Regions from separate parts of the Homo sapiens genome. Here region 1 is linked to region 2. Evidence: read pairs that join two places in POLR2A ChIA-PET (ENCODE). Cell type or tissue: HepG2. All regions are shown on one strand.

The links. ChIA-PET counts read pairs that join two places held together with the same protein. Peaks named below come from ENCODE experiments on the same cell type or tissue, not always from the same donor. Only the 100,000 strongest peaks of a DNase experiment are listed, where the experiment ranks them.
Region 1: POLR2A ChIA-PET joins it to region 2 with 6 read pairs; 3 of 35 experiments call an interaction of 5 or more read pairs at or near these places.

What each region holds. Positions count from the first base shown.
Region 1 is chr1:24,436,044-24,438,543 of GRCh38, reverse strand. All of the region lies in intron 2 of NIPAL3 (NIPA like domain containing 3), which reads right to left. Among named protein-coding and RNA genes, the nearest start is that of NIPAL3, 21 kb to the right of the region's middle. In HepG2, no CTCF peak of the experiment used is centred here; no DNase peak of the experiment used is centred here.
Region 2 is chr1:24,548,054-24,550,553 of GRCh38, reverse strand. The region is part of intron 2 of NCMAP-DT (NCMAP divergent transcript); the gene reads left to right. Among named protein-coding and RNA genes, the nearest start is that of NCMAP-DT, 6.7 kb to the left of the region's middle. In HepG2, no CTCF peak of the experiment used is centred here; a DNase peak (open chromatin) is centred at 1,153.

The sequences.
Region 1 (2,500 bases), 110 kb after region 2:
TCTCCTAGATCGCGGGGCTTAGAGAGCTGAGGGCAGGTCTTCCCTGAGAAGGGGCAGTTGGCCAGGGACGGGAGAGGGCAGGAGGACCGAGAGGGAGGCCCACCAACTGAAATCACTATGGATAGCTGTCCTTAACTTCTCTCCCAACAAGGCTCAGCGCTGCCACAGAAGGGAAAGATGTGGAGCCAGGGGACCCCAGTCTAGTCCCAGCTCTGCCACAACCTCACCACACCTGAGATGTGTCCCCCACCTGGAAAAGGTCAGAGCTGGGAACTGATTCTGACTCACCCGATGAGCAGCAAGACAGAATAAAGCCACCTGCAGGCAGAACACGTCCTTCCTGTGGGATGACAGGATCTCAGAGCTAAAAGGCTCGCTGGAGACCTGCCCAGCCAGGGTTTCCCCAGCTGAGTTCCCAGAGATGCTAATGGGGTGCCAAGGCAAGAAAAGCACCATGTAGTTAAAGGCAATGCATCCTCTACCCACTGCTGGGAGGCCCCCAGAGCATGTTAGAGGCTCTCAGGGGAGTTTCTCCTTGTCTAACTCAGGTTCTCAAACTCATTTGGCTCTAGAACTCTTAACCTGGAATCCAGCCATCAGCATCTGGAGTAAACATCTATGACTCTCACTTGACTAACATTTTAATCCTTTCCTTTTCTTCTGATAAACGACACCCTGATTTTGCTGGGGAGGACTCTCCTCCGCCCCCTCCCCATTGGACACGGTCTTATTGGAACTGTCATTCCCAGTGCTCCATCCTCCCTAGACATCACGGCCCAAGTGTGACCCAAGCCAGGCAGCCCAGAATCTCTTTCTCTGGGATCCAGATCTTGGACTGAGAAACACAAAGGCTGAAGAAAGGTTGACTCCCTTCAGCCCAAGGTGAGGCCTGAGCAAATCATTAGTTGTCGCTCCTCAGGACCCTGGGGCCATCCTGGTTCCAGACCTCCTGGTTCCAGACCTTCCTGAAGCCAGGAACAGCCCAATTTTGCTTAAGAACTTGCTTCTGTTACTTGCAACTAAAAAGCTCAACAGAATCAGCACTTTGTGGAAAGCATTTTGGGACATGTTTATTATTAGCCCAACTTCTCATAAACATGAGCGAGGTTTTTTCTTCCCCCTTAGAGCCATGGCTTTGGTGGACAAAAAAGGCAATCTGCTTTTATTTTGTAAAAAGAAATATGTTATTCAAATTTAGTTTTTTGAAATAAAACCTTACCACAGAACTAATTATTATACATCTAACAAATTGTATTTACAAATATAATGAATCTTAGTTTCAATATTTTTTTGAGATGGAGTCTCACTCTGTCGCCCAGGCTGGAGTGCAGTGGCGCAATCTCGGCTCACTGCAAACTCCACCTCCCGGGTTCACGCCATTCTCCTGCCTCAGCCTCCCAAGTAGCTGGGACTACAGGCGCCCGCCACCTCGCCCGGCTATTATTTTGTATTTTTAGTAGAGAGGTGGGTTTCACCGTGTTATCCAGGATGGTCTCAATCTCCTGACCTCATGATCCGACCGCTTCGGCCTCCCAAAGTGCTGGGATTACAGGCGTGAGCCACCACGCCCAGCCAGTTTCAATATTTTAATGCTCCTTGCATACAAAAAATTATTTTATAACTTTCCATTTAAAAAGTCAATTATAGAACATCTGCTTCTGGGAAGATGGAGTAGATGTACTTTTCCCTATTCTTCCTGCTATGTACAACTAAAACCCTGGTCATCACATATAAGGCAAACAAAAGGCTGGGCGCGGTGGCTCACGCCTGTAATCCCAGCAGTTTGGGAGGCCAAGGCGGGTGAATCACCTGAGGTCAGGAGTTCGAGACCAGTCTGGCCAACACGGTGAAACTCCATCTCTACCAAAAAAAATAAACAACCCAAAAATTATCTGGGCGTGGTGGTGGGCGCCTATAATCCCAGCTACTCAGGAGGCCGAGGCAGGAGAATCACTTGAACCCAGGAGGCAGAGGTTGCAGAGAGCCGAGATTGCACCATTGTACTCCAGCCTGGGTGACAAGAGTGAAACTCCGTCTCAAAAAAAAAAAAAGACAAACATAAGACAATTCTGAATGCAGAGAGAAGAAGGCAGACAAGCTAGAAAAGTTGGGACCCCAGGAATGGCATATTGGTGAGCTTCTTGGGTATTCTGTATTCTTTTTGCCTCATACATCCCAAACTTGTAGGCGAAGAAGCCAGCACTCTGGAAATACCAACAGGGGTGGAGCAGGGTAAAAAAAAAACAAAAGCCCCAAGAAAAGCCTCCTCTCACTACCAAAGGACAAGCTGATGGGAAGCTTGGCAAGAAAAACACTTTTAGACAATAACCTCACTATTCTAAACACCACAGAGAACAAGGCATCTGTACATCTGAATGTTTGTGCCCGCTGCCCCCTAAGTTTATATGTTGAAGTCCTAACCCCTAAGGGAATGGTATTAGGAGGTGGTGCCTTTGGGAAGTGACTAGGTCATGCCGGTGGAGCCCTCATGAATGGAATT
Region 2 (2,500 bases):
AAGAGTAATTACTCTTGATATTTGCATACACCCTTGTGCAAATATCAAGATTAATTATAGTATTATAGATGGACATTGTGTTAAATGAAAGCATTTACAGTAATTCTAAAGGCCCAGGAAATGGGGTAATCCAGGGAGTGAGAAACCAAGTTTGGGTGAACTCGGACATCCCCCAGCCCTGGGTGTCTCAGTCCTGGTGGTCCCTCAGAATCCCTTGGGGACTTTGGAAAACTCTGCTAAGGTTGCACTTTACAGCCATAGAGCTAGAGGCTCTGCAGTGAGGCCAGACCAGTCATGGGTTTTTATGAGGTGCCCAGGTGATGCTAATGTGTGACCAGGGTTGGGAGCCACTGAGGAGCCCAAGATCATAGAGAGGGAATGACTTGCTCAAGGGCTGGCACCCAAAGTGCTGGGATTAGAGGCGTGAGCCACTGCGCCTGGCCATTTATACTTACTTTTAATTGCATACAGATTAAGGGATGGTTTATGAAGAAATTTCTAGGAAAAGAGTAGTAACTTCTGGGTTTTTGGGTCATTGCCATGGAAAGGGGAGGTAACTCCTGGATGTTGGGTTAGCTGACATGGAACACTGGTGGGTGCATCTCATGGAAAGCTGCTTCTGCCCTGTCCTTATTTTAACTACTCCTCAGTTTGATTCAGCATCCAAGTCCCCCTCCAGAGTCTAGTCCCACCTTCTACCTCATGGCTACTGTTAATGATCCAAAAGGATCCCAGTTATGAAAGATAATAATATGTCAACGTGATGGAAACCCAGTCTATCCTGTCCTCTGCTCTGGTCATTTGCCTTAGGAGGTAGATTCCTCACCTCAGTTCCTTTCAGGAGAACAGTGGGGGCTTTGAGGCTGGTTTAAGATAAATAAAAAGAAAGAAAGCAAAAAGCCAAAAGGAGCCAATGGGCCATCTCTGGCAATTAAAAATCTCTGATCACATGACCAGGTGCAGTGGCTCACGCCTGTAATCCTAGCACTTTTGGAAGCTGAGTGGGTGGATCACTTGAGGTCAGGAGTTTGAGAGCAGGCTGGCCAACATGGTGAAACCCCATCTCTACTAAAAATACAAAGATTAGCTGGGCATAGTGACATATGCCTGTAATCCCAGCTACTTGGGAGGCTGAAGCATGAGAATCGCTTGGACCCGGGAGACAAAGGTTGCAGTGAGCCGAGATTGCATCACTGCACTCCAGCCTGGGTGATAGAGCGAGACCCTGTCTCAAAAACAAACAAACAAAAAAACCACTGTGATCAGGTTTGTCTAACAAATAATCAAATGATCACAATTACAAAAAACAAAACACAATTTCTGAAAAAATATCTGGCATTTGGAAAACCACTGTCCTGCTTTTAGAAAGTTCTTCCTGAGCTGTAGGATTGAGTTTTATTAAACTTATTCTATGGGGACTGGAAGTTACTTTTTCTGGGATATACAGGTGTTCGCTCAGTTAGACACATGCGTGAGTTCATTTGAGTGAACACTTCCTGAGAGCTTAAGTGGGCAAGGCACTGAGCTGGGCTCTGCGAGAGACACAGAGGCTGCGTTCTCTGCTTTTTTCTTATGTGTTCGTTCCCTTACCGGACCTCTCTCCTCCCCATCATGCCAGGTTCCTCATTCTTCCATGTGTTTTACCATCCACTGTGAAATTTCCCCTGTACGTTTTCTACTTCCTAAACTATGTGAAAACTACATTTTTAAACACAGAATTCCTTCCAGTGATTTTTTTTTTTTTTTTTTTTTTGAGACAGAGTCTTGCTCTGTCATCCAGGCTGGAGTGCAATAGCACGATCTCAGCTCACTGCAACCTCCACCTCCTGGGTTCCAGCAATTCTCATGCCTCAACCTCCCGAGTAGCTGGGATTACAAGTGGCTGCCACCATGCCCAGCTAGTTTTTGTATTTTTAGTAGAGAAGGGGTTTCAACATGTTGGCCAGGCTGGTCTCGAACTCCTAACCTCAGGTGATTTGCCTGCCTCAGCCTCCTCCCAAAGTGCAGGGATTACAGATGTGAGCCACTGCACCCGGCATCGTTTATTTATAAAGTCAGAAAATCTAAATAAAAACATGTTATGAAATTATTTCCTTTCTTGGATCTTTAGGTGCTTAAATAGGGAAATGGCACAAAACCAAAATATAAGTGGCTAACCCTATTAAAAATTTAGAGTAATGATAAAATACTGTTCTTTATGTATACTGGCATGTATGATATGTCTCTTCTTATGACGTGGAAGACTGGGATAATTGTGTTGTTTCACATTCAACATCAAGATCATAAGGAAGCTCTGTGGTAAATATCATAAAAACTCTCTGTCTGAAACTCTCTATACCAGAACTTACTTTGGGTACATTTATCAAACATGCTTAAAATCTACTTCTCGTATCTTGCCTGGAGTCAGAATTGAGTGGTGAAAAAAATGAAGACCAGATAAAAATCAGTGCTTACTTATTAGGTCTCTAAACTCGGACTAATTCACCAATGAATAAAATAC